7 separate regions of the Mus musculus genome follow, and regions 2, 3, 4, 5, 6 and 7 are each linked to region 1. The links are chromatin loops, found by intact Hi-C in ENCODE. Cell type or tissue: left cerebral cortex. All regions are shown on one strand.

The links. Peaks named below come from ENCODE experiments on the same cell type or tissue, not always from the same donor. Only the 100,000 strongest peaks of a DNase experiment are listed, where the experiment ranks them.
Region 2: it touches region 1 in a loop (5-fold over the local background); 17 of 42 quality-filtered maps call a loop at or near these places.
Region 3: it touches region 1 in a loop (2.3-fold over the local background); 12 of 42 quality-filtered maps call a loop at or near these places.
Region 4: a loop joins it to region 1, with 4 times the contacts of the local background. A loop is called at or near these places in 20 of 42 quality-filtered maps.
Region 5: it touches region 1 in a loop (2.3-fold over the local background); 3 of 42 quality-filtered maps call a loop at or near these places.
Region 6: a loop joins it to region 1, with 2.9 times the contacts of the local background. A loop is called at or near these places in 2 of 42 quality-filtered maps.
Region 7: a loop joins it to region 1, with 5 times the contacts of the local background. A loop is called at or near these places in 16 of 42 quality-filtered maps.

What each region holds. Positions count from the first base shown.
Region 1 is chr2:18,674,507-18,678,506 of GRCm38, reverse strand. It overlaps Commd3 (COMM domain containing 3), which reads right to left. Exons shown (of 8, transcript NM_147778.4): 5 at 3,791-3,851; 6 at 3,642-3,698; 7 at 3,498-3,557; 8 at 2,276-2,640. The coding sequence ends at 2,581. Bmi1 (Bmi1 polycomb ring finger oncogene) reads right to left here and starts at 1,489. Exons shown (of 10, transcript NM_007552.4): 1 at 1,038-1,489. In left cerebral cortex, CTCF peaks have their summits at 1,673 and 1,905; DNase peaks (open chromatin) are centred at 1,760, 2,240, 2,494, 2,665 and 4 more places; H3K4me3 peaks cover 2,567 bases; H3K27ac peaks cover 1,994 bases.
Region 2 is chr2:18,026,657-18,030,656 of GRCm38, reverse strand. The region is part of intron 1 of Gm33085 (a long non-coding RNA gene); the gene reads left to right. It overlaps A930004D18Rik (RIKEN cDNA A930004D18 gene), which reads left to right. Exons shown (of 2, transcript NR_028376.1): 2 at 2,419-4,000. It overlaps Gm17762 (predicted gene, 17762), which reads right to left and starts at 3,408. Exons shown (of 1, transcript NR_028378.1): 1 at 80-3,408. In left cerebral cortex, CTCF peaks have their summits at 1,654, 2,900 and 3,104 (motif pointing left); DNase peaks (open chromatin) are centred at 1,814, 2,638, 3,094 and 3,973; H3K4me3 peaks cover 2,694 bases; H3K27ac peaks cover 1,742 bases.
Region 3 is chr2:18,764,710-18,768,709 of GRCm38, reverse strand. No RefSeq gene overlaps it. Among named protein-coding and RNA genes, the nearest start is that of Gm3363, 5.8 kb to the right of the region's middle. In left cerebral cortex, no CTCF peak of the experiment used is centred here; a DNase peak (open chromatin) is centred at 1,551; H3K4me3 peaks cover 1,981 bases; H3K27ac peaks cover 1,148 bases.
Region 4 is chr2:18,044,460-18,048,459 of GRCm38, reverse strand. It overlaps Skida1 (SKI/DACH domain containing 1), which reads left to right and starts at 11. Exons shown (of 1, transcript NM_028317.3): 1 at 11-4,000. The coding sequence starts at 121. The coding sequence ends at 2,850. In left cerebral cortex, no CTCF peak of the experiment used is centred here; DNase peaks (open chromatin) are centred at 873, 1,529, 2,125, 2,302 and 1 more place; H3K4me3 peaks cover 2,923 bases; H3K27ac peaks cover 2,304 bases.
Region 5 is chr2:18,215,703-18,219,702 of GRCm38, reverse strand. It overlaps Dnajc1 (DnaJ heat shock protein family (Hsp40) member C1), which reads left to right. Exons shown (of 12, transcript NM_007869.3): 11 at 1-252; 12 at 2,378-4,000. The coding sequence ends at 2,446. Among named protein-coding and RNA genes, the nearest start is that of Gm39761, 21 kb to the right of the region's middle. In left cerebral cortex, a CTCF peak has its summit at 1,656; DNase peaks (open chromatin) are centred at 365, 1,048 and 1,594; H3K27ac peaks cover 596 bases.
Region 6 is chr2:18,353,422-18,357,421 of GRCm38, reverse strand. The region is part of intron 1 of Dnajc1 (DnaJ heat shock protein family (Hsp40) member C1); the gene reads left to right. Among named protein-coding and RNA genes, the nearest start is that of Dnajc1, 37 kb to the left of the region's middle. In left cerebral cortex, a CTCF peak has its summit at 1,924 (motif pointing left); a DNase peak (open chromatin) is centred at 1,927.
Region 7 is chr2:18,062,480-18,066,479 of GRCm38, reverse strand. It overlaps Mllt10 (myeloid/lymphoid or mixed-lineage leukemia; translocated to, 10), which reads right to left and starts at 1,895. Exons shown (of 23, transcript NM_001252560.1): 1 at 1,616-1,895; 2 at 1,286-1,445. The coding sequence starts at 1,445. In left cerebral cortex, a CTCF peak has its summit at 2,339; DNase peaks (open chromatin) are centred at 948, 1,322, 1,911 and 2,440; H3K4me3 peaks cover 2,644 bases; H3K27ac peaks cover 2,108 bases.

The DNA.
Region 1 (4,000 bases):
GCTCCAGCGCTGTCAAGTCCAAATGACTACGTAAACATAAGCAATCAACGCGTTAGTGCTCCTTCTCCGAAGCATCCATCCCCTTACTTCATGACCTATTCTGACATTTAGCAAAATCTATAAAATGCAATGGACCTAAGTCTCAGCTCATCCCACAGCAAAGGGGAAAGTTGTAGTGTCTTCGAGAGAAAAGAAGAAAAAAGGAGGGGTGAGAGTGGAGAGAGAAAGGGCGCTCAGCAAGGCTAACGTACAGTCACCGGCTTCACTCCAAAACAAAGCTCAAATTTTAAATGCCCACCTCCTTGAGAGCTCGCCCCAAGTACGTATGGAACCCCTGTCCTCGACTCCCAACAAATACCACCTTGAAAACTTTACCCTTTCCAACACAAATGCACAAGACCTTGGAAACAACTGGGAACCGCCATCTTACCAGCCATCCAATTTCACACAAGTGTCCCTCCAACTTAAGTTAATAACATTTTTGTCGGGGCTCCCCCCAGCCTAACACCCACCTCGTCGGGATCGCTGTTCCCCACAGTACCCATCCCTATAAAATGGGGGCGTTCCCTGGAGGTTCAAAGACCTCCAGAGCCCTTTCTTCGGGAGAGGAGGGAAGCCACTGGACCCAGGCAGCGCCCGATCTCGGGATCCCGTCCCCGTTTCAGCAAAGTCTACCTCTCAACAAAGGGCGCAGCGGCCGCGGGAGCCGCGCAGGCTGGAGACACAAGTGCCGCTCTCGGGGACCATGTGCGGCGCGAGGGTGCCGAGGGGCGCTCGGGGGAGCGGGGAACTAAAACGTGGGGCGGCGCGGCGCGGCCGGGCGCGGGCGGCGGCCGGAGCGGCTGGAGCGCGGTCAGGCGGCGCTGGTGCGGGCTGCGGGGCGTCCGGCGCCGCGGGAGGCGGCGGGCGCGCGGGCGCGGGCGCGGGGCGCGGGCCGGTTGCCCACGCTGTCAGCGCCTCCGCCCCCCCCCCTCCACGCCGCCCCGACCCCCACCAGTCCCCGGCCACGGCCCGTCGGCGCCTCGCCTCCTACGTACCCGGAAAGAGCGGCCGGCGCGAGGCGATCTGAGCGGGCGGAAAAGACAATGAAAGTTAAAAGTCGTTCAGCATAAAATGAATGCGAGCCAAGCGGCCATCTTGGAGCGAGCCGCCGCCGCCGCTGTCAATGGGCACCGAGCGCGGCCGAGAGCAGCCACGGCCGCCGCGCTCCGCTCATGCCGCTCCCCCGCCGGCCTCCTGCTCGCGCGCTGCGGCCTCCTCCTCCCGCGCGGCCTCCTCCGCCTCCGCGCGGCCTCCGCCGCCGCCTCCTCGGGGCCTCTCCTCCTCCTCGGCGCAGCCGCCGCCTCCCGGCCGCGCTCGGGGGAGGGCGCGCAGAGGGGCCGAGCCGTATTATTCTGCGGGGCCGGGAGGTGTTGCTAAGCCTGCGCGGGGCTCCCTCGCCAACCTCCCCATTGTCTCTCCCGATCTCTGCCTTTAATACTACGATTATGATTTCAGACTCGCGTGGGGGAGGCGGGCTGGCGGGCGGGCGGGGGGCGCCGAGTGTGCTTGCGGGCCGGGTGGCGGGGGAGGGGAGGGAGGACCAGGAGGGGGAGGGGAGGGTGGAAAAAAATGCACGGCTGAAGGCAGAGTGGAAACTGACACCGGCTCCAAAATGGCTCGGAGTCCGCCCGCCCCCTCCCCCGCCCCCCGCCGGGTCACGTGCTCCCCTCATTCCTTAAGGGCGGCCTGGGAATTAGTGTCGGTGTAGTCGGGCCCGTGGCCGCCCCCTCCCCTCGCAGCGCGCCGCGAGCCGCGCGCCCAGCCCCCTCCCCTCCCCGCGCAGCGCGCCGGGGCCGCGACGGAGGCATTTCTCCACAGCGCCACACGCCGCTCTCCCGGCGCGGCCCGCTCGGCCCCGCACGCCGCCCCGCCCCCCACCATGTCTCCTGCTTCTGGCGCACACGTCCGCGGGGCCCGCCGCCGGGGGCGCCCGGCCGCTGCCCCGGCTCGGCCCTGCCGAACCTGCGCCGGATCGGGCCCGCGGAAACAACAGCGGCCGCCCCGCCCGCTGGCGGCCGGGAAGAGGCGCGCGCGGGCAGCGGCCGGGCTGGCTCCGCTCGCGGGGTCGGGCGGGCCGGGCGCAGGTAACGGGCGGGCCGGGCAGCGAGCACGGCCCGGCCGCACACCTTTCCCGAAACACTTAACCTGGGGCAAGGCAGGCGTCCGAGCCCACGCAGGGCAGATGTGCTTGGCACACTCAGTCGTCAAAGTCACACACAAACTCCAAACAGAATGCCGCCCTTCTTGTGGGAATACCACCGTATTTATTCAGGGTACGATACTTTAATAGGGCTTGAAGACGCTCAAGATAGAAGGAACGCAAGAGTAATACTGAAAATCCAGATGCTTAAGAGTCTCCCTCTTAACCATTTCACATGTGTAAAAAAAGTGTCAAAATTGATGGTTGGCATCACTTCAAAAGGGTGCTAGCTCTTTTTCCACTGAAAATGACATCCAGCTCGCGCGAACGATGGTCCAGCAGGAGACAAGGCGCGTCTGGTTTTCCTCTAGGCTCCTGGGGTCATCAGCCTCCCCAAATTACAACTGAGTTGCTCTTTCCAGGCTTTTTGAAGCATCCTTAAGTTTCCCCACCAAGTCCTAAAAGATGTACAATCATGTCACAACTTGGGCATACAAGTGAGGAAGCAGCAACTCTGAAGCAGCTGCAAGAACACAGTCGGAAGGAAGAACACCTAAGGAGTCCACGGGAGCTCAACAGCTCGCAAAGCCCTTTGGAAAAGAAGCGCTTCTTCTGCTGGATCTGGTCCTCCAATCAGGTATTCAAGTTCTAGTTAAAAGGGAATTTCTAACAGAATTTTTGCAGGCTGAGAATATCTAAATTATCTCTCAACTTCTCTAAGGAAGGTTATGATTCACACACATTTTCTGTTTAAAGTTTCGCTAATATTTACTCTAAAGTGACTACAGATGTCTTTGGAACATTTAATTTCATTCAAATTTTCAGGAATGATCTTCATTTTATTTAATTGGTAAGAAATTCGTTAGCATATCCATCAATCAACGAAGACTTTAATTTCTTCAGTTTTACACTGAAAATATTAACAGTTTTAAGAACTTGTGTGAACTTTCCCTTTATAGGGTAATTTAAAACTCCTGCTTAAAACTTTGGAAGTTTAATTTGTGAAAGGCATTCTCCAATCTCTTACTTTTGCTCAGTTTTATGAGTCAGATGCATGATGGAATGAAAGAAAGTGTGCTGAACTCAAACTTTAAAGTTATTTTTCAATTAGGGGCACCAGTAAATGCAGGCTACTGGGGATGTTACTATGTTACTTTTAAAAGTGAAATCTATGTTAAATTTCTGCTTTCCATTCTCTCTTTGCCATTAAAACCTAAACCAACCTTCATTACCTGATGCTGGGAATATTATAAAGTCTCCATAACAGTTCTCAAATGCCCACTGAAAGAAACATTTAAAGGTCCTAATACTGTACCTGTAACTGTTCCATGTTGCAACTAAAATTAATCTCTGGGTAGGATTGGGAATCATTGTTCTATGGAAGAAAAAAATGTTTGTTTATATAAAGGAAATGAAAATTTTTATTACACATAATTTTTAGACAAGGATCTATACATACCTCTACATTTAAGGTCACCAAATATCCAGGTCGGTACATCTTATGAAGTTGGTTGGTCTAAAACAACACAAAACATCAGTCTTTAACTCTAACCTTTTTAAAAAAAAAGTTCCTCTAACTCCCTCTACAGAAAAGCTTGTTATCTTTACCTTTATCTGGTACTCCAAGCGCCAAGAAACATCAGTTATATGAGGGAGAGATCTGCCTATACTGAAAGACAATGATAATTTTGTAGTATCTACAGAAAAACTTTCAGGATTTTCTCAATGGTGTCTTTCTCTTCTTAACTCGTTTCATTCCACTCTGAACTTAAAGACTGTTGAACCTCATCTTCAAGTTCAAAAGAGTGAAAGCACACC
Region 2 (4,000 bases), 650 kb after region 1:
GATCCTGTTTTAATCCCATTTCAGCCTAAATTATAGTGGGAAAATATAAGATCCAAGAAAAGAGTATTACACCAGCATAGACTGACCGAAAGTTTTAATTGTAGTAAAGGAGAATTAAAGAGTGAAGCTGAAGTACTTTCCAACAGTTTCAGGACTAGTGCTGATAATTAAGCAGGATGCTCAGATGGATGGAGCAGAGTAGATTCTAAGAATATTGATGTGGTATAAAATACTTCATACTTACTTGGGGTGACACGTGTTTGGAGAGAGATATCACAAGGTTTTCCTAACTTTGTACATATGAGAAAAACATCATATGGCCTTTTAGATTGGTCAAAAGGCAGGGCCATTAGCAAATTCATGGTGAGAAATAACTAGACACTTTACAGTTAGAGTCTAAATATCCATTGTTATTTGGAAGACCTTATTACTGTGGAGAGGATTTTATATTAAGGCCAAAAGTTGTACTAACACTAAATTTAGTCCAGAAAACTGCAGTAGCTGTTTTTCAGTTCATGTTAGAAAGGGGGAATGTGTTTTGCAGTTTTAATAACAGAAAGGTGTAAGCTAATGCAGGTTGTGGGTTTGATCAGAGTCTGGTGTGTGGCAACCACTCTACAAAAATTTTGATTCTTTAATGGAATTCGTCTTCAAATCTTAGAAACGTAAAATATCGAAAGTCTTAGGAATCATGTATTAAGCTGCGTCAATTGACTACAGCAAGGAGACAAAGCAGCAATACAAAGATACGTATGTTCTTGTATTTTAGCAAGTCACAGCAAAGGGAAATGTGATTAGACATGAAGGCAGAGGTGCAAATTCACCTCTAATAATGGAACAGGAAGAGTTGCTGCATGGCATAGCTTCGCAGCCATTCTGAGGGGTGGGCTTTAACAAGCAGCCTCTGTTGCATGGGAAACTGGGACTCTTAAGAATTATTTTTGCATCAAGAAGGGACTAAAATTAATTATTAGAAGCTCAGTAATCACGAAATAAACTCCGAGCTTTGAGGTTAAAAACAGATGACTATCTTCATGTTCAATTATACAGTATCAATTACTAATACAACCAGTGTTTCAGTGTCCCAGCACCACTAGATACCATCTTTTATGAAGATACCTTGGTATTAATTAATGACTTCTTTATTCTCATTATTCACAAGGAAAAATAGGGGTCGTGTCACACTAAAATTAAGATTATCTTAGTTTATCTGGGCTCTTAAACAAAGATCATTCAAACTAATTATATTTTGAATTAACAGGGGTAGGCAATTTATCGCTTAACTTTTTTTTTTTTGTTCAAAGACAGGAAAATAAAGATCAGAAATAAGCAGAGTTTCATTTTAAAGGCAGAAAGAAGCAAACATGTCCTGACTTTTGCAGTATTTCCCTTGCTAAAGGGGGAATGAAGGAACTGTAAAAGACGTGACTTTGCAAAGTCAAGTCCTTTTTAAAAGACTTGGATCGAAATTCTTGCTATGCAACAAGGATTCAAGTTTGATTAATTTTCTGCAAGCGACGTGACAGCGGTGTTTTAAAAGATTAATTAAAATTGAAGTGATACGGAGCAGGAATCCAACCTGCAGAGGCGTCCCTGGCGCCTTGGGGGTGCGGGGGGGAGGCTTTGCAAGCCAGTCCCAAGCCCGAACTACCGGCTTTCCCGAGCCTGGGACGCAATTCCCCGTCTCCTGGAGAGGAACGCGGAATTTGGCAGGGCGCCCGTCTGGCCGCCTGGCATACCGAGCTGGCCGCCAGCTCTCAGGGGTGGGGACGGGGTGTGTCCCCCGGAACCCGCTGCGGAGAGAAGAGCTAGCGCGCCTTTAGACCAGCCAGTGAGGACCTGGGTCAAGCCAAGAGGCGGGAGGGGGGCTCCCGTAAGCCTGGAGCCTACATCCACAGGCCGAGCAGCTACTCCAGCCGCTGCACCTACTTGGTGACACCCTGCTGGTACGGAACCCTCCCCCAACCCGGCCGAGAGCAAACGTGCTGGAGTGCGAGGAATGAGGACTGCAGTCTGCGGAGATTGGTGCACAGGGCGGAGGCTGGGGAGAGCTCCGCCGGGCTACGGCTCCTGGGCCCAGATTCTGGGCCTGGATAAGCAGTGCTGCCTGGTCACCTCGGACACGGGACCCTTCACTGTGCAATTGCCCTCCCCTCCCCCGCAGTTTCGCGCTCTAGCTCCCCTCCCCCACCCCACATCCTGCTCCCCTCGCTTTACTCCGCGACGCCTTCAAACAAGTAAGAAATTAAGCCGAACACAATTGTAACTGTACTCAGGGAGACACAATCGCCCAAGCCCTTGGGGTCACGCGCAGCAGAGGGGCGACGCGGGTGGTGCCGCCTAGGGTGGGGTGGAGAGGGCGTTCGTTTGCAATCAGACTCCTGGGCGCGACATACAATGTCCCATTCTCCCTTCTAGGGCTCTGGGGTCCTCACGAAGAGAGGCTGTGCCGGGACCATGCGCCCAAGGTCCGAGGATGTCCTCTGCGACCTGCGGCGGGCGTGTGGGTTCAGGCCCAAACGAGTCCCAGGAGTTTCTCAGCGCCTGGAAGTAGACGTGGTCTCTCTAGCCCCTGGCGTCAGTCTTTACCCTTCCTCTTCCTGGAGACCCGGGAGGCCGCGACGTGGAAAGAGAGGCGGGAAAGCCCGCACGGAGCTGCCCAAGTAGAGGGCGGTGGGGCTCAGGGGACTCTAAAGGCGAGAACTGAGGGTCGGAAGCCTGGGGACAATCCTTTCCCCTCCACGTGCAGCGGGGACACCTCCTCCCCGGGGAACCCATCCAGCTGCTCCCAACCTGGAGAACAAAGGGTCTGGGAAGCACGGCCGGGGTCGGAGAGCGGAGGTGGAGGGACGCAGGAAGGCAGGCGGTGGGGGCAGGGAAGGGCGCCTGCTTGCACTTCCTCTCTGGCCCGAATGACGGAAAGCTCCATGGTGCTAGCGCCTCGTTGAGGCTGTTTTTCAATCCTGGAGGGCTCGGGTTCCTTACCTAGCGGCCGCACCCGCGCCCTTCCTTCCCTAGGGTCCCCACCCCCTCCGGGGACTAAGGCCTGGAAGCTGCAGAGCCTGCTGTGCCCTGGCGCGGGAGGAACCGCGAGGCACCAGCGCCCCCTGCAGGTGCCAGGGATCTCCGCAGCCGGGCGCTCCGGGACTCTTAAGGTGGAACTGCCTGATAATCTATCACGCTAGTGAATGTGGGTGGAGGTTGGTAGTTCTCGCCTCACCCTCGTGCGCAAGGGTCCCCCAAGCGAAACGGGCCTGACGGACCAGAATCCCGGAGTCTGTCCCTCACTGATGTTATTTTCTGGACCCTTGGCCTCACCATCTGCAGAACCTCTTCTTTGGATGTCCCACTATGGATCGACAAGTCACACTGATATTTCCCAGCAGTGTAAGAGGATGCCTAAATCTTGCTTCAAGGCCTTTCTATAACTGGAAAGCAAACTTTTACTTTTCTTTATTATACGTAAGTGACTGTGAGCATGGGATGAGATTGGCCAATCTCGGAATCTTCTCACTCCCAGCAAATTCGTGGACAGGTGCACGTACTATAGGACTGGACCACGCGTCCAGCCTGTGTGGGATCTACGTCTCGCATCTTCAGCGACCTCTGCTCGGTGTTATCCTATACTTCTTTTTTCTTCTTTCTTTCTTGAACCGACTGATAAACATGAAAACTCTTGAAAGTGTCCTCCACGAACTTCAGCTTCTTGGAGGAAACCCTATGAATGAGCAAGTAGAGTTCCGCGAGGTCTCAGTCTATTCCCTCTCGGTTGGCGCCTGGGAGCATGGGGCTGCAGACTGTCCCTGGACTATGGCACACCCATGACCCGGGAGCGGCGGAGGAGAGCCGGGACTGGAACGCACAGGGCTTGAAGGCCGGCTGCTGGCATTGAGTGTGCGGATAATTCACACCGTGGGAACTCCCCTCCCCCTGGGCACTGGGCCTGGGAACCGCCCCGCGGGTGGATGGCCGATGGTCCCTGGGGTAGGTGTTAGCGCCT
Region 3 (4,000 bases), 90 kb before region 1:
TCAAAAAGTAAAAGCGAGTTAAGAACCATTTTCCTTGTGTCCTGTGGTATGTTTATCCTCAACTCACAGGACCTTTAAGTAATGCTTTTTTTTTTTTAACTTGCTGATTCAGTAAATATCTGCAATGCTGTATATATTGCCAAATAACATACTAGGCTCCAGGGAAAAAAAGTGAACTCCTGTGTTTTTTTGTTGTTGTTGTTGTTGTTTTGTTTTTTTTTTTTTTAGTAGGTTTACAGGAAGGAGAGAAACCAATAAGCAAATACATAAACTGTATGCAAAAGGTTTAAAATGTCATGACTGTGGGAGGTAATTGGCGAAAAGTAGTTCTAAAGCCAGCCTTGAGCTCACATTCCGCCTTGCTGGTATTATTTATTTGCTATTACTTATTTGTTTTCTCATTCCTGACAGGTTGTATGAACAAATAGATGATGACTTCTTAGACTTCAGTTTCTTCCCACGTTTGCTTTGGATAGTCTTAAATCATAGGACCCCTAACCCTAATTCTAACACAGGTCAATTCCCTCCCCTAGGCCCCGAGGTCACATTGCTTCTGCCAAGGGTTGCACACCATCCCGAGGAGGCCTCATATTCTTTTTTCTCTTCTCTTCTCTTCTCTTCTCTTCTCTTCTCTTCTCTTCTCTTCTCTTCTCTTCTCTTCTCTTCTCTTCTCTTCTCTTCTCTTCTCTTCTCCTCTCCTCTCCTCTCCTCTCCTCTCCTCTCCTCTCCTCTCCTCTCCTCTCCTCTCCTCTCCTCTCCTCTCCTCTCCTCTTCTCCTCCTCTCCTCTCCTCTCCCCCTCCCCTCTCCTCCTCTCCTCTCCTTCTCCCCATCCCCTCTCCTCCTCTCCCCTCCCCTCCCCTCCCCTCCCCTCCTCTCCCCTCCCCTCCCCTCTCCTCCTCTCCCCTCCTCTCCTCTCTTCTTTTTCCTTTCCTTTCCTTTCCTTTCTTTTCCTCCTTTTCTTTTCTTTTCTTTTCTTTTCTTTTCTTTTCTTTCTTTCTTCCTTCCCTCCCTCCCTCCTTTCCTTCCCTTCCTTCCTTCCCTCCTTCCTTCCTTTCTTTCCTTTCTCCTAACACAAGATGATGGTGCAAAGAGCCAGAAAACTAGCTTCTGTACGCAATTTTGAGCACAAGAAAACAATAAAACCCAAAGATCAAAACCCTAAAGGGGACAACGGCCAGTGGCTCAAAGCTAAAGGAGAAGGTGGTGCACAATCCAAATCCACGCCCCAGCCTTTGCCCTCCTTCCGCCCCAGGAAGGCCGACAGACAAAGCCACCCGGTGAGTCCATGAGTAGGGGAACAATGCCCTGGCGCTCAGCACAAAACGAAAGTCCGCTGCGGGGCCCGAGGGGATGGCAGGCCGGGGCGCCTTGGGCCCACGCGTCCCGACCCCAACTCCCGACGCCATTCAAGCAGACACCGCGCAGAACAAGGTCAGCTCTGTGCAGCGCGCGGCGGCAGCGCGGCCACCCCTGCTCCCGGGAAGCCCAGCGACGACATCGGGAAAGGCGCCCACGGAGAGCTTACGAGCCCCACGATCCCCGAGCCAAGCGCCCAGCCGGGAAGTAGAGCCGTCCGCGCGCGGAGGGAAACGCCGGGTGTAGTGCGGTTTGTCCTTGCTCTTATAAGCATGCTGCTCCCGGAACCGCTGCCTTAGACCGAGTTCGGGTTATTTTCTGGCCAGGATTCTACCTTCTGTGAGCCTGAGGATCCGTCATCTGCGCACTCCAGTGGCCCAGCGGCCGCCCAGCTCCAGCTTCGGGGACGTTCTGGGCCTGGATTGCATCCGAGGGTGATTGCGCCCACTTCCAGGGAGCAGGTTTTACCAGTGTCTGTTCTGGTCAGTGGAGTGCTGTTCTGGTCAGGATGGTGAGGAGTAATGAGGATAATGCAGGTAACACTGTCTAAAAGCACATCACACCCTCAAGAAGGAACCTAGCATTAACTCAGTGTTAATACAGGTAACAACTCACAAGGATCTGAAAACATAACATGAGGAAAATCGCAGAAAAGATCACGACCAACTAGAGTCCATGTTTAAAAGCTGTAAACAAAGCCTTTGCCTGGCCAGAAAACGAAAGTAGTACACTGCAGGCTGGACAATAACTTTATAGCTCAAAAGCAGTGGTGATTACATCACAGTTGCCACAATTCACAGAAGTGTAATCTAAAGGTATATAAAGTTTATTCTGCTCAAACTGTAAGTAAAATAATGTCCTCAAAAGTTGGCCGAAGTAGGGTGTCTGTTTTGGGGGAGAAGCTGCTGCTAGGGGGTAGGTGACTGAGAGACAAGCTGATAGGAAAAAAATATTTACTGCTTAGGAAATTTACATGAGCCTTAAAAGCATCCTTCTCAGAACTAAGTCCTCTAAGAGTAGATTCACTCCAACAATAGAAAGAAAATATCCTAAAGAACAATATGGCAATGTTGTTGCCTAAAGAACACCCAGAGCAATTGATGTACTTCTCCAGATTTACTTAGCCCCACCAACCTCACCACCACCTCTGCTTCGTGGTGTCCAGGGCTGGCCTTTCTGCGGAGGGTTCCACTCCTGTTCCCTCCCTGACAGATAACCCCCAACAAATGAGGGTAAAGATTCAACCCTGCTTCCTTATAGGGGCCCTGATGGTGGAATGTTCTGCCTCTATCTGCCCAAGGTCCCAGCGCAAGGTGAGTTAGAACAGTATGAGACAAACCTTCACAGAGGCAGAAAACAAACACTACCCGGCATATCAGTCTCTACCACGGACACTCCCAAGGCTTGAGCTTTGCCTGAAAGCTGCAGAACGAACAGTCAGCTACACTTTCTCATACGTGTTCACTAACGTGCTACTTTGTATCTGTTTTCCTTTCTGTTTAGGAACAGTCAGCTGTACTTTCTCATAAGTGTTCACTAACGTGCTACTTTGTATTTGTTTTCCTTTCTGTTTAGGAACAGTCAGCAGTACTTTCTCACAAGTGTTCACTAACGTGCTACTTTGTATCTGTTTTCCTTTCTGTTTCTCCTTGCTCTTGATGCCCTGGGATTCCATCTTCTCATCAAATCTTAACACTTAAAATTGCCCTCAAGGTTAGCTTTTCTTTGGCAGTGTTTGGGTGTTACGTATACTTTCCTAAAGATTTCACAACCATGACAAACTTTTTTTTTTCTCTCTCTGTTTTGGCTCTGGATTACTGTCTCATTAAAGTGCTAGTTTAGAAGGCAATCGGTTGAGAATCATTGCCAAATATTTGGGCTTGGGAGAGAGATAAAAGTTTGGGCTTCTATTTATTTGGTTTCAATTGGTGTTTCCTCATACAAGCTAATTCCTAGATCATAGGCTCTTACATGCTTTCAACATTTGGAAGTATGAAAAGTTGAGATGCATGTTTGTGTAAAACAAAAATACTTTCAATTATGCTTATAAAACTGTTAATCTGGATCTCTAATTATATGTTTTAGTGCATCTTCACAAAGCTGTTTTGCTTGTTCTAAAATCACTAGGAGAAGATAAATTATGAGCCTTTTACCGCAACCTCTAGCTCACAGTGCTTTGCAAAACAATTTTTCTTGACACTATTTTAAATATAAGAGCATTAGGTTCATGATTTTAATAATAATTGCACAGGTTTGTGGCAACATGTTTATTGAAGATTCATCAGACACATTCTGCCTCCCACCTGGCTTGCCAATCATCTGTAATTTGATCAACAGTAATTCGAGATGGGACTCAGTAGGGTCAGATGTTAAATAGAACATTTCCACTTTTCTAACCACAAAATCCTCCCTCTCTTGGCCACTTAAAACCTGTTACATAATCTGCAAACACATGAATGTAATGATTTCTGCTGCAGGCCTTGGTAAAGATCACATACCTGCAAACTTGCTTTTCTATTGCAGTTTACTGCTTAAAATTCTAGCCTTGAAAGCCACTTAAAATACATAATCTGCTTTCATCTACATCTGTAGCTAGTGAATTGGTGTTTGCAATGAAAACTTTTTCTCTTATTGTGTTTACAA
Region 4 (4,000 bases), 630 kb after region 1:
TTATTAGCAGGATGCCTTGAGACACACGCAGCATCTGGCGGAGGATTAACATACATACATGTGTATGTATGCGTCACGTATATATTTACTGCAAATGGTGGGGATCATTTAGTGCCCGAGATGGGAGACCTGAAGTCAGGTTTCGAAGAGGTGGATGGCGTGAGGCTCGGCTACCTCATCATTAAAGGGAAGCAAATGTTTGCTCTCTCCCAAGTCTTCACAGATCTGCTGAAAAACATCCCGAGGACGACCGTGCACAAGCGCATGGATCATCTGAAAGTGAAAAAGCACCACTGCGATCTGGAGGAGTTGCGGAAACTCAAAGCAATCAACAGTATCGCCTTCCACGCGGCCAAATGCACGCTCATCTCCCGGGAAGACGTAGAAGCGCTCTACACATCCTGCAAAACCGAGCGTGTGCTCAAGACCAAGCGAAGGAGAGTCGGTCGGGCCCTGGCCACAAAGGCGCCGCCGCCAGAGCGCGCCGCCGCCGCCAGCCCCCGCCCGGCTTTTTGGAAGGACAAGCACCAACTTTGGCGGGGCCTGAGCGGAGCCGCGCGGCCCCTGCCAATCAGCGCGCAGTCCCAGCGTCCGGGCGCCGCCGCCGCGCGCCCCGCCGCCCATCTACCTCAGATTTTTAGCAAATACCCGGGCTCCCACTACCCGGAGATCGTTCGCTCGCCTTGCAAATCCTCTTTAAACTATGAAACTGCCCAGCTCCAGGGAAACTACGTCGCCTTCCACTCGGACCCCGCTTATTTTCGGAGCCTGCTGTGCAGCAAGCACCCGGCTGCAGCCGCCGCCGCCGCCGCCGCCGCTGCTGCTGCCGCCGCCGCCGCCGCCTACTACCAGACTGCCGGGCCTCAGCCCAAGGCGGCGACCGGCGCGGGAGGCCCAGTGAGCCTGACTTACCGCTGCAAGCGCAAGCGCGGGGGCGCCAAGAACTGCCTGCTCCCGCCTCACGCCGGAGCCCGGCGCCTGCTGCTGCTGCCCAGATCCTACAAAGCCAAGGCGGCGGCGGCGGCAGCAGCGGCGGCTGCTGCTGCGGCGGCGGCGGCCGGGGCCACTTGCTTGGAGAGGTTTCATCTGGTCAACAGCTTCTGCCCGCCTCCCCACCACCACCATCACCATCACCACCATCATCATCACCATCACCACCGAGCCCAGCAGCCAACGCCGAGTCACCACCCCTCTCATCACCACCGGCCGCAACCCCATCTAGGAAGCTTTCCCGAGAGTTGTAGCAGCGACTCCGAGTCCAGCTCCTACTCCGACCATGCAGCCAATGACTCGGATTTTGGCTCCAGTTTGTCCAGCTCCAGCAACTCGGTGTCCTCAGAGGAAGAGGAGGAGGAAGGAGAGGAGGAGGAGGAAGAGGAGGAGGAGGAAGAGGGGGGCAGCGGGGCCTCGGATTCCAGTGAAATCAGCTCGGAGGAGGAGGATTCTTCCACCGAGTCAGACTCCAGCTCCGGGTCCAGCCAAGTGTCAGTGCAGAGCATCCGTTTCAGGCGCACCAGCTTCTGCAAGCCTCCCAGCGTGCAGGCGCAGGCCAACTTCTTGTACCATCTGGCCTCCGCCGCCGCTGCAACCAAACCCGCTGCTTTCGAGGATGCCGGCCGACTTCCCGACCTCAAGAGTAGTGTCAAAGCCGAGTCACCAGAGGAGTGGAGTCTGCAGAGCTGGGCTCCCAAAGGGACTCCGGTGTACTGCCCGGCCAGCTTGGGGAGTTGTTTCCCAGAGATAAGAAACGATAGGGTATCTGAGATTACATTCCCACACTCTGAAATATCCAGTACTGTAAAGAGAACTGACCTGACAATTAACTGCCATGCAGAGGGGGCCTCTTCACCTAGCCCAAAGACAAACAATGTATTTCCACAACAAAGAATACTCCGAGAGGCTAGGAAATGCCTACAAGCAACTCCTACTACACACTGTGCAGAAAACAGCACAATAGCTGCTAGGTTCTTAAATAATGATTCGTGTGGAACAACAGCAAATTCAGGAAAAGATTCCAAAATCCCTCATTGTCCTGAATTTGCTACGGATTTACCCTCTCTTCAAAGTGATCCCAGAGTGGATACAGCAACAGCAGCAGCAGCAGCAGCAGCAGCAACTAAAGCTGAGAGTCTCTGCACTGGTACAGGTGACAAGACATTGCCATTTCTGCACAATATTAAAATCAAAGTAGAAGACAGTAGTGCTAATGAAGAATATGAACCTGAGCTTATTACAAATAAGCTAAAGTGGGAGTGCAATGATGCCGAGGGTGAGTTTTACAATATGACTGAGAAGAAGGAGGAGGACGCCTTGGTACCCACAGCCAAGGAAGGTTTTGCATGCCCTGAGAAAGAAACGCCTTCCTTAAATCCACTGGCTCAGAGTCAGGGCCTCTCATGCACTTTAGGATCTCCAAAACCTGAGGATGGGGAATATAAATTTGGTGCCAGGGTGAGAAAAAATTACCGGACACTAGTACTGGGCAAACGACCAGTCCTTCAGACACCTCCAGTCAAACCAAATTTGAAATCAGCTAGAAGCCCTCGTCCTACAGGTAAAACTGAGACACATGAAGGAACACTGGATGACTTTACAGTTTTAAACAGACGCAAAAAGGTAGCCAGCAATGTAGCATCAGCAGTGAAAAGGCCATTTAATTTCATGGCAAATTTTCCTTGTCCACCTTCACTCATTATTGGGAAGGATGGGGATTTGTGGCCAGCGTATTCCTTAAACACCACTAAGGATTCCCAACCTCCTCACAAGGCCCATCCTATATGGAAATGGCAGCTGGGCGGTTCTGCAATACCTCTTCCACCTAGTCACAAATTCAGGAAATTTAATTCATAAAAAAATGTTTTGGAAGATATTTTCTCGAACCATATTACCTTCCTTTTGTTGTAAACTGCACAGGATGGCTTGTACCAAGTCCATTAATGGTGTTACACCCCTTTTGGAGTCCTGGTTTATCGCATTTTGAAGACAAAAATCGGATTACTTTTTTTTCCCATTGCGGGTTGTTTTTTTTTTTTTTTTATGGTGGGGGAGGGGTGGGAGAAGGGTTGGTTTACATACCACAGACTACTTCAGGCTAAAGACTCAAGTAACACTCAGTTATTATGGTAGAGCTGGAACACTTTACTGTTTCAATGGTAATAATGCACCGGTACCTCAATTCAACTGCTACAAATAAATGTCAAAAGGTTGAATAATAAATATCACAATGAGCCATTAAGTTTATGCACTAGATTTCAGACCTGAAAGTGTAACTGGTATTCAGTGAAAGTTTGTTAGGTTACATGGTTACACAATGAGGTAGCAAGAAGTTTCTGTGAGCCCAAATGTAATTTTCTGGAGCTCTTATTTGTGGGGTGTCTTTTTTATTTTTTTTCTAAACCCAGATTCCCTTTCCAATAGTAGTTGCACTTAACTGTTTTTTTGTTTTGTTTTGTTTTGTTTTTTAATGGAAAGATTGGGGGTCTGAGTCCTGATTGGATGCTGATTTAAAAGCTGCCCATTGTGTGAGAAGTAAAAAAATACTTTTTTTTTTTTAACCTTTACAGTCACTCCTTGCAACTGGAAAAGCCCCTTCTGCGCTCTCACCCAAACATTTAAAATAGGATGACTCTTGCTGTGCTCCTGCTTGTCTTCTGATCTGAAGATAACTCTTCAAGCTTTCAAAACAATTAAAACATTTCTCTTAATAGCAGGATGTTTAATGGTCTAACTCATCCTAGTGTCCAAGCAGTAAATACAACCAAGAAAAAGAGTCATAACACCCCAAGTGAAAAATAACTGATTTCAGGGCTTTTTGGTATTAGAACTCAGGCACTTGGATTTTATTACCTTATGCTTTTTTTTTTCTGCATCTCTCTAAACTTCTGTTTCAGGCCATCCTGTGTATAGAACAGGAGAGTTTCTACTGCAAGTGACAATCAGAGGTGACTATCTATATTTGCACTTAAAATCAAAGTAGTTCCACAGGCAAGTGGTCTAGCCC
Region 5 (4,000 bases), 460 kb after region 1:
AGGGCGGCTGAGGCTGTAACCAGAGTGGAGCCAGAGGAGAAGCTGAGAGGAAAGAGGCAAAAAGACTTTGATATATCAGAACAAAACGATTCCAGTGACGAAGAGAAACAACGAAAAGAAAGAACTCGTGCTGCAGAGGAGGCGTGGACTCAGAGTCAGCAGAAACTTCTGGAATTGGCATTACAGCAATACCCTAAAGGAGCTTCTGACCGCTGGGACAAAATAGCCAAATGTGTCCCGTCTAAGAGTAAGGTATGTAACACTGCAGGGGAGTGGGTGGACCCATGCTTCCTTCCCCGGCTTACAGCCCTTTCTTCCATGCCCCACTGGCTACAGGACCTTGTGTTTCACAGTTGTCTTCGTCTCTCCTCAGCTCGTGAATCTGCACACTTGCCAAGGTAGAGATGAGGTCAGGATGCTAAGAATAGCCATTATGCAGAATAGCTCGCTCTTCTCGAAGAAAATGAGAGCTATGAAACAGAACTCAGTCAGTGGGCAAGGGTGCTGGCCTTCAAACTTGCTTGACGGCTCAATCTCTGCAATTCACATGGTGGAAAGAAAGAACCAACTCCCTCAAATTGTCCCAGGATGTGTCTGGCCACACGTGTAAACATGCATTCATGTATACACACAAACAAACATACATACATGTAATATATTTTATTATAGATATATGTGATATATAATGTGTGTATGTATTTAAACATGTGTACATATTTTTAAAGAAACAAAAACTTCCCACTGCAGCCTGCCAGCCTACTGGAAAGTTTGTCCTACTCAGGAAGTACTTTATGAGTGAAACAGAGCTGCCAAGAAGTGTCCCTGCTCCACAGAAGGTGGGGTAGGGTCCCCTGGCTCTGTGACAAGTGTGACCCAAAGGGTGAGCAGGGCCAACCCCTACACTGTCAGCGTAACTCGGTGTGGCAATGCTTTGGTTTTGGTGGCACTTGGCCACCCAGAGATGAGCGGCTGCTAAGACACCATTCTCAAACACAGCAGAGGTGACCTGCTGAGAGCCCAATGTGCCCTCCCCACCACTGTGATTTGTACTGGGAGGCTTGGAGCTCCTGGGTAAGGTTTCCAGGCCAGCCGTCCTCCCCAGTGCTCCCTGAAGGCTGTGTTCCAAGTGTGAGGCACCCGGAGCACACAGAAATCAAAAGCAGCCTCTGGGCACATTGAATTCCTTAATTGAAATTCTATGTTGGAAAGCCTAGCTTGTGGCCATGCATATCCCTGAGTGCACAGGTCTACCTACTTTACGTTGATGAAACTGAGTTTCTGGAGAGAAAAATAAGCCATTAGCAATTAATCTCTTTAAGCACAAATTCTTCCAATCTCTACAGCTGGTTTGCCGAAAGTAATTATTTCACTGAGTTTCTCTAACTTCTGTCAGACTCAGCCATTTACATGTGTAATAAATTGAATTTTGCTCAAAATTAAAGCAGCAGAGAGGAGCAGAACCTTCTTGTTTGCCCCAGAGAGGAGCAGGGCTTCCATGGCCCACAAGTATCCCTTAGCTTTGACTGCAACCTAACCCCACAGGCGCGGGAGGGATGCCCACTGACCATCTGGTGTCAGCTGCCTTGGAGGGAGCTCAGGTTCTGTCAGGAGACACTGCCTCCTGCCTGCTCAGCCTTCAGCACTACCCACACTGTCCTGTTGAGGGCTGAATGCTGAGTGGCCATGGCTGTTTCTGTGCTAATACTTTGAAGGCATGGGTGGGTGATGGTGGAATGTAGGGAGGCACTCACCACAAGATGCTCATCCTACACTGATGCACCCATCCTGTCCCGGGTACCTGATTAAGGACACTGTTTAGCACAGCAGTCATTTGCCCTGGACCCTGAACTAACATGCTTACAGTACCATAGGGTTGGTATCATCTAGACAGGAAGAGAATAGATTCTAAAATATATATCATGCCCACCTGAAAATAGCGGCCACTTCCTTCCATCTTCTCCACCTTTCCCACTCCATGAGGTACCGTCCATGCTAGTTCTGTGCTGCATAGGAAGGTCCCAGCAGCCACCAGGGAGAAGCACGAGCAAAGCATGAGAGCATTGTAGCCCCAGGTTTCTTGGATTCTCTGGACTGGGATGTGATGAGAGGGAGTTCCCATGGTAGAAGGGTTAGCAAGCTGAGTGGGGACGCCACACTGCACTCCATAGGCAACCCTCAGCTATTCCTGCAGCAGATCTTCTCTGACCAGGTCTGCCTGGGACCAACTAGGCTTTCCCAGAAGATTGTAAAGGAAATGAACACAGGCTTCTTCATTAGGACTGGGCAGTAACTCGCAGAGAGGTCACAGCGAGCTGACAGCACCAGGAGCACTGACCCAAGAAAGAACTGTCACCACCTCTTTCTTTATTTCCCACAGGAAGACTGCATTGCTAGATACAAGCTGCTGGTTGAACTGGTCCAAAAGAAAAAGCAGGCTAAAAGCTGAATCTTCTGGAAGGTGACGATCAATGACCATCATTTTCCAAACAAGTACTCGAGAAATCTCATGCAGAAACTTATATTTTGTACCTCAGTATTTCTAAACATCATGTGCCTTAGTAAAAAAAAGAAAGGAAGAAAGAAAGAAAGAAAAAGAGAGGGGGGGGAGAAAGAAAGAAAAAAAGAAAGAAAGAATGAATCAATTATAGATGCTGTAAGGTGCCATTTACAGGCCTTCCTTGTGTTTCCAGGGGAGAGTGTGGTGCCAAAAATATGAGGTCCTCTGTTGGCCAGCGAAGGAGGGAAAAACAGGTGCACCAGGTGGAATTTGAGATAAAGCAAATAAGTTTGATTGTCAAATGAGAAATTTAAGCCTGGAAGGTGGTTCAGTGGATAAAACCGCTGACTGCTAAGCCTGCCAGTCTGCACTCACTCTCCAGCAAGCACATGTTCACAGGAGCTGTCCTCTGACCTCTGCATTCATATTGTGGTACAGCACACACATCCGAGCCCACATAGACACATGCACATGAATACATGGATCTAAAATTTTTAAAGAATTTCTTGCTTTTGTTTGAAACTTGAAAACGCTTTGGGCTTGTTCTTCAGTTTTGTTGTGTTTTGGAGAGAATGCTTTGCTTTTGTGTATGTCTGTGTACCAGAAGACGACATTGGATCCCATAGATCTGTTGTATGGATGGCTGTAAGTCACCATGTATGTAGGTGATGGAAATTGAACTTCAGTCCAGCCCCTTGTTTGAAACTTTAGAAGGAAACTTCAAACTGCTGCCAAGCAAGAGATGTGCTCCACTGGCTACAGTGTGCTGTTTGTGGTCATGCCCAGTTCTACACAATGACACCTCAGTACCCAGTATGTTACTGTTAGCAGGTAAGGCCTCTCAGTGTGATGAGCTGTTGCCAAAACTCAATGTCTGCCCCTTCGCCTAAGGTCTCAAAGACAAACCAACAACTCCAAAGTCCATGCAGGCTAACCTTATATAGTTTATATAGGGTTACTTACAGTGGATGAGGGCTTATGGGTTGGAGCAGAGGTGACCTTAAAGCAGCCACACTGGAAGGTCTGCAGCCGGAAGGGATGGTGTCTTCCCAAGGCTTCATTGAGGGAGCCAGCTTCCCTAATCCTTCCTACCTACAGAGTCTAACACCTTCCAGAGACCCTAAAGCACATGCAATTAGAACAGAATTGCATACAGCTGGATAGTGGGGGTTGCCTGGCTACTCACATAACTGTTCCATGACTCCCTCCCCAACCCCTCCTTTCCAAGATGTGAGTCCAAGTCTGTCAAGCAGACCCAGCTGGCCTCCTGAAGGTGGTGGCAATTTGACCTATTATCATGGGCATAACCACACACAAAGTCCCTAGGAAGCCAATGGTCTTCTTCCTCTCATTGAAGAACAGGCCTGGCAAAGATGCACTCTGGCTTCAGCCTCCAACTTCCAGCAGAGCTGCTTCTGCTTTTAGCCACTATGCATGTTGTTAAAGAGTGGTTTTCTAGAGAGGCCCTGTCCCGTAAGTACCTGTGGACTGTCGTTAAGGGTG
Region 6 (4,000 bases), 320 kb after region 1:
AGGTTTCTTCATCATATTTGATTTGCATCTCTATCTCAGCAAAACGACCAAAATCACTAAGCAGTTGATGTTTAGAAAATTGATACCTCTGACTTTATTTTGTTGTGCTATCTATCTATCTCCTTAGCCTCTTTTCTCTACCATGAGAACTACTGTAAATATGATCCAGGTTCTAATATTGCTTTTCTCATATCTTTCCCATCCTTGGGGGTTATTTTTATTTTTGATAGCCTAAGAAGTCAGGACTTGTTTTACAAATGGTAAATGTATTCCAAAATTAGTGAAATTTTCCTTAATTTTTTTAGCTGTAAAATATCTATGGATTGCCATTTAAATGGAATATTATTGTCTGTTAGTCTCTGTTGTATATTATCCGGATAAACTAAAATTTGCTTTTTAATAATCTTTGGTTGGTTTTTTCTAATTTTATCTTCTGTCTCTACCTGAGTATTTTCCTTGATTAATATATTGTTTCTCTCTTAAGGGCTGTGCCAATATTTCCTATCTCTCCAGTGCTTGTTTCTCTGTCATCCTGGCATTTTCTTCATTATAGTAACCTCTTCTTCAAAGCCTGCTCCCATGTCTTACATTTTTCCTTTTGCTGTTTGTTCTTTTTGTTCCATAAGTTCTTGTATCCTCTCTTCAGAGCTCTGCTTCCATATTTTATTTTACTTTGTATTGCAATTCTGATATTCTAATGTTTATTTTGATCAATTAATTTTAATAAAATATCCTCCAGGCCTTGCTTCCAAATATCATTATTTTCTCTCTACTGTTCAGTCTGATCTGTAAAATTCTGCATCTTTTGTTCTAGCATCTTTTCCAGCTCCTGTCTCTAACATTCATTTTCCTCGCTCTGTTGCTTATCGCATGAGCGATAAATTCCAGTACCTTTTGTTCCAGTGTTTCCTCTAGGCTGTATTGTCAAGTCTTAAATTTCTCTCTCTGTTCTTCATTCTTTTCTATAAATTCCTGTATCTTCTATTCTAAGCCCTGCTTCCATAATTTTTATTTTTCTTTATGTTGTAATTCTGATATTGTAACATCTTATTTATTTTGATTTATTAACTTTATTAAGTTATCCTCTGGGCTTTGCTTCCAAATATTATTGCTATCTCTCTGTTACTAAGTTTGATCTATGAAATTCTGAATTTTTTGTACTATAGTCTTTTTCTAGCTCCTGTTGCCAATTTTCAGCCCATTTCTCTTCCTGTCTTCATACTCGGGTTTATAATTTTCTGAATTCTCTCTATTGCCTTACCACTTTCATAAAATCTTTACATCCCTTTTCTAAAGCTAGTGAATTTCTTTTAGGGACTTGTTTTTTTGTGAAGACATAGAAAATGAAGATGGTTATTAGGATAAAACTGAAACTTAAGATTGTAATAATGATAACTGGCAAGTTGTCAGTTGCCTTTAAATCTATCCCTTTCAAACTGTTCAAAATAGCATCACATAAAATCTAGAATGTATTTGTCTTAGTTAGGGTTTCATTGCTGTGAAGAGACACCATGACCAAGACAACTCTTGTAAGGACAACATTGAATTGGGGTTGCCTTACAGGTTCTGAGGTTCAGTCCGTTCTTATCAAGGCAGGAAGCATGGCAGCATCCAGGCAGGCATGGCAGTGGAGGAGCTGAGTATTCTACATCTTCATCAAAGGAAGCCAGGAACAGACTGTCTCCCAGGCAGCTAGGAGAAGGGTCTTAAAGTCTACCCCTACAGTGAAACATTTCTTCCCACAAGGCTACACCTCCTCCAACAAGATCACACATTCTAATAGTGCCACTCTCTGGGCCAAATATTCAAACCACCACAGTATTTTTTATTTGTCACCTTTAGATGTCTTTTTTTTCCCCAGAATTATCAATTTATAGTTCTTATTACCTGATCCAGAGCTTCTTGTACCTTTGTCTCCCTCTGGTGTTTGATTCAGGACATTCCAGTCCTTTCTGATTCTTCTATTCATAGGTAGGGGCTGACTAGAAAAACTGAGGTGTCTGTGCTTCTGAGCTATTGCTGTTTTTTATTTGGGGTTTCTGGGTTTTTTTGTTTTTGTTTTTTGTTTTTGTCTAGAATGCAACCTGCAGTACAAGCTGTCTGGAGAGCAGGTCTGGCTGTCCTGTTTAAACATGTGCCTGTGAGAAGGCTTTGAAAAGTTAGCAGCCATTTTTCAGCTGCTGATCTTCAGCTGTGTATCAAGTAGCCATGACCCCAGCGTCTGTGGTCCTTTTCTGGGGCGAAGGGAACTCCAACTGTGTTGTGACATTGGTGCCCCCTAACATCCCAGCTCGGTGCTGGTATGCTGCCTTTTGTTTGGGGTATGTGCAGGGGTGTATAGCTCTCTGTACACCCTGAGACCCACTCAGCATTTGCTTTTGACCTTGCTGCAGCTTTAGAACACAGCTCTGGTTGTTTATATTTGAGGGTCGGGGTGGGGTGAACTTTTATCTCAGGTTAGTTTAGTTCTAAGCCCCACGTTGGGCGACAATTTGTTGGTGGATTTTCCAGTCCTAATAAGCCAGTGTAAAAGACACACAATCCAGATATTTTAATTATAAGCCATATGCCTAGATTGGGCAGATCTAAGACTATCCTAACTTATTCCCCAGCTGTGAGGACCCTTGTTACTTTCTTTTTCTCCTGGCCATGTGGTTCTAGTCCATGCTGGCTTCCTCCTCCACTGTCTTCTTCTTGTCCCTCTCTCTCTACCTGTAATTCCCTCTCGGGCCTCCAGTCTCACCATTTTCTCCACTGCCCAATCACAGTCTCTAACCTTTTATTGACCAGTTAAATTGGGGAGAAGTTTCACGATGACATCACTTGAGTACATAATGGTCTGCTCGTTGGGGACAACCACCTCTTGTGGAACCAGTATTAGCATAGAATACAAGCAACATCAGGCCAGCCTACTACAGAAAAAGTATATATTTGCTTATGTGTGAATGTTAGCTGTTAGGTTTTAGATAACAGGCTGTAATCTGTATAACCACAGAGGTTAAGTATAGACTAAGGGACTACTGGGGAGGGAAGAATCTCTCTAGGAGGGAGAAATAGAATAATAGTTTTCTGTGGACAGGGGCATGGGTAACTGTAACAGGAGAACCAAATGGGGAGGGTGAGGGAAGAGGTAGGGTAAAGGATGAAATATGGGAAGGGATAGTTAGAACTAAGGGCCATTTAGGGGTTATATAGAAACCTACTACAATAGAAGGGGCTTTAAATATATACATGTATGAAAGAAATCTAAATTGGAATTACCAAATAACAAAGGAGGCAAAGCCCCAACTAGGCATCTCTGTCTACAAAATGAAACTTTCAGTGTTGAAAATTGGTTATATCTAATTGAGTTGTTGGATACAGAGGCATCATTGAAACCCCCAAATAACCCAAGTTATTGCCAAGGCTATTGGTTGTTTTCAAACATTGATGGCAATGTCCTCTTGTTGAAGATACACCTACATAACTTACTGAATATGGAGAAGTTGGGCTGGTCCCTACCTAGAACTGACTAATGTTCACAGTATTGAAAATTACTCTGCACATTACCAGAGGAGAAAGTTAAAACCAACCCAGATACAAACACTGTGATCTACAATGATGATGATCTGCCTACAGGATACACTGATGCAATAATGGCACAGAAGTTGTGGGACCACTCTCTGCTTGAAACTAAAGTGTATTACATAAGATGGAACCCATTCCCACCCTGCTCTAGTGGCCAATTAACCTGGGACTAGATAGGTTATGGACCCAGGGGAAACCAAATAGTACTGTTCTGCTAAAGGAACATAGCAGTACAAAGACTCCTAACGACATTCTACTGTACTCATAGATTAGTATTTTGTTCAGCCATCATCAGAGATTCTATCCAGTTTATAGACTGTGACAGCATGCACAGAGCCTGACAGGGGAAGTGGACACAAGCCTTCATCCTTAACCCAGAAGCTATCTGTAGTTGATTCCTCTCACAAAGGAAGGAAAAATTGGTTTTCAACAA
Region 7 (4,000 bases), 610 kb after region 1:
GATGATACCCTGACTCAAGAAAATGAAAACTAAAATTAAAGCAAAAATGTTTTCATTTACCTCTCTCCCCTTTGGGAAGACCCTCCCATTACATTACCCCCCCCCAAAAAAAGCAAAACCTTTAGGCTCACACCTTCATTTCCCATACTTGAGGGGCAGAATTGTTGCTTGTCTGCACCCTGCCTGGGCTACACAGCAAGCTCCTATGTAAAAAACAAAAACTTCCCAGGTAGGACACACTCCAGAGGCAGAGGCAGGAGGATCTTTAATTTTGAGGCCATTTATGGGCTATAGAGCCAAGTTCCAGGACAGTGAAGGCTACAGAGAAAACCCTGTCTCATTTAAAAAATAAAAAGTAAAAATTAAAACCTTCCAACACTCAGTTTTAACTTCAGGAATAGGAAGGGTGGATCTGTTTAAGACTACACAGTGAGTCACCCAAAAAAACATTATCTAGTCTTTCGTCCTGAACCCCCAATCCCCTAACGACTTGAAAGGGACAGTCTTCAATAAGCAGAAAAACATGCTAAAGAGTTCCCCGTGGGGGAGTGGGAGGGAAGGGGCGATTAAGGGGGTACCCAAAACATTCACCCCATGAGAACATCTAAAAATAGACTCAACCTCCAAAGGCTCTTGGGGCACCACCAGCACTACTTCTTGGGGTCCATGACCAGGTCGGCTCAGCCCAGACACTCCCTCAGGGACACCTTCCAGTGTCTTCGCAGAAGCACCCAGTGGCCCCCAACAGCAGGGTCCATGCCAGAGAGCTCTGGGTGCAGCGGGCAGGGCCCACCTTCTCTCTCTCTCCCTCTACTCAGAGGCAGGTTGTCCCAGGCCACAGGAAGTCTCCTGACAACGCTGCGGCAGACCGGGAGCAGGCAGGGGAGGGGGAGGAGGCCTCCGGTTCCCAAAGCCACCACGCGCCGTCACCGTGACTCCAGCGCGGGTCTCGCGCTCCCACCCTACCCTGCGCAGGACGCGGCCCGACGCCGGCGGCCACCTAATGACACTTGAGTGAGCGCGGAGTCACGTGATAGCCCGGGCCACACGCACTTTCTCCCACAGGCCGGGGCACAGCCCGAGCCCGCGGCGACCACGCCGGGCTCCCGCGGGCTGCGCGCCGGGCGGGGCGGGGGGCGGGGCGAGGCGGCGGCGGGGGCGGAGCGGCGGCGGCGGCGGGCGGGCCGGGGGAGGGGCGGCGGTGGCAGTTGCCGCCGGGCGGGGGAGGGGAGCCGTGACGGTTGGGAGCGGGCCGGTTCGGCCCGGCGGGCGGTTGGGTGTTTACCTTGATGCACCGCGACGCTGCAGCCGTGCCCGTCGCAATAAACCAGCGGGTTCTCGGCCCAGCCTCTCTCGTCTGAGCAAACGCAACAGCCTCCAATCATTTCCTTCATACTATGGGAGACCTCGTCCTCCAGTGACACGGGCCGGTCGCTAGAGACCATCTAAGAGGGAGTTGGGGGGGACCATTAACAAACACAAGCAAGCCACCGAGAGCTCCCCACACGCAGCCCTTCGCGCCCGCCCTCCCGCCAGCCCGATCGACCGACCGACCCCGGCCCGGTCTCCGCCAGCCCGCCCGCCCTCCCTCCCGCCCGCTCGGCCGCTCGCTCACTCGGGCTTTGCCGCTCAGTCACTCACGTTCCGCACAGGAGTCAGGAGCCATGTCCTTGCTGACTCCCCCCACCTCCCCGCCACCGTCTCCTCCTCCTCCTCCTCCTCCGCGGCGTCCTCCCTCCCCACCTCCACCCGGCCGCTAACGCCGCCGCCCGAGGAGGGCACACATAATCAAGCAGGCCTCCGCACAGGCGCACTGGGGGGCTCCCGCTGGGCCCGGGGCGGCGAGGGAGGGGAAGGGGCTGCGCTTCCTCCTCCGAGCGTCACCCGGCGTACGCGTCGGCCCGCCCTGCGGCCGGCGTGAGGGAGGCGGCCCAGAGAGGCGAGGCCTGCGTGCGCGCCGCCGCGTCCCCTGGCCCCTGCCTACCTCCAGGCTTTCCCCTCCCCCGCACCGCTCGGCGGCGCCGAGGTGTGCGGAGGTGGGGGACGAGCGGAGTCGGCTGCTCAGCGCGGCCGGAGTGAGTCTACCGGAGGGCTCTGGGGCGCACGAGGGCCGGGACGTTGGGCGGCCGTCGCCTCGCGGGCCCCGGGCGCGCATGAGGAAGAGGCCGCGGCGGGGCGGGGTGCGGTGGGGGCCGGGGTCGCTGAGAGGCGCCCCCGGGGGCGTCTCGTGGCGCCGGGAACCTACCTGAAGGCCTGTGCCTCGAGAACTGGCCCGCGGGTAACAATGGTTGGGAGAGGGTGCCAGCTTCCATGAAGGGTGTAATGAAGCATGGCTTCCTGCAGTTGGCCGCGCTAACTTCACAGTACTGTCGCAGCTTCGCCACCCATTAAATTCACGTCCTGGATTCTTCCCAAAGTTCACCCAGTGGAAGTGTTACCAGATCTACCGCCCACTTACGCACCTTCTTGGCCCCCGTGGCAAATGAAAGTGCATCACAGACAGGCAAAAAGCCTGTGTTTGGGCTATATTCTGAGCGGGAGCCCCAAGACTGCATTATAGCTTGGTAGGTATACAAGTGGTTGGTCGCGTTAGCAACGTAATAGTCTGATCTGGAAAAATGCAGCTAAAGGAGGAAGGAACCCACGTTCTAGCCTGTCACCAAAGGTTAACAGCATTGAGAGTGTGGTGCCCAGTTTAGATTGAGGATTCCTCTAATCTTAGCTCGATTCTCCAAATTTACCTTTTCAAATGTGATGTCATTTAAATTGGAGAAATATGAGAGCTTCCTCCCAATACACAAATAAAATATAGATTAGATTAGACCAATGTTAGCAGATTAATTAGCTAGATATTGAGTAGTTTTTAAGCTACCAAAAAAATGTTTCCCTAATCCTTTCTCCATGTACACCCAATATTGATTTTAAGCAAAAAGTGTTCGTTCATTAAACTTTAGCATGAAATGGGAATTATGAATAGGCTATTTAAATGACAAACAGTTCCAAGGCAACTTCATGGTTTTTGGTTAATTACAAGTACAAAGGGCTTATTAGAAACTAACAATATAATATGGTCTGGAAAATACACTTACATGATGCTAAAACACCCCAAGTTCTAAGCACTCCACAGAAAATATATTAAGTTTTAAAATGTTCAAAAAGGGTAATGTGGCTGTTCTTTTCCTATTTCAAAATAATTGCTAAAGTTGTAAGAATAGTGATCGATACAGCACAATGTAAGCATCTGTGGTCAGATATATTCAAAAGCTATGTGAAATCCAAACTAATGGGGGATTTACCAAAGCTTGTGATAGGAAGACAATATGTCCAAAGGGACACAAAACTAAGGATTCTGTTTTAATATTAATACATTTAGAAATGGTGACTACAGATTAGTAAAATGACATTTTTAGGAGGATATGGTAATAAATTTCTGGACCTCTAATGATGCTCTTAACATAACTATGACTTGTACAAAGCTAGGGCAACTTTCAAACAGAAGTTTACTGTTTTAACTGTACCAAATATTTTACCTTTACCCTTATACAAAGGAAGTCAGTTCATTGTCTAAATCCTGTTTTGCCTCATAATATAGACTAATTTTGGTGCAAATCAATGTGGAACTTCCCAAACACTGAAGTCAAGCCTATGCACTAAATAATTTAAAAATACATTTCATTTTATTTTTAATACATTGGAGCTTAGTTCTTGAGATGGAACTAATTTGTATGAAAAAAAAGGGTAAGAATCTTACCTCATTCTGTAACACCTAATAAATGTAGGTAAACACTTGCTCTTTTCAAGACAAAAACAAAACTGTCATTTATATGAAGTTTTGACATTTACAAAAAAAAAAAAGGGAAAATGTGTTTAGAAAAAAACAGGAAAGATGCACAGTTTATGCCACGCTTATATATAAATAATAGTATCTGAAGCAGAAATTTTGTGAAAGCATACATGCATACAGGTTGACACACTGGAAGTCCAATTATTTTAAAACTGG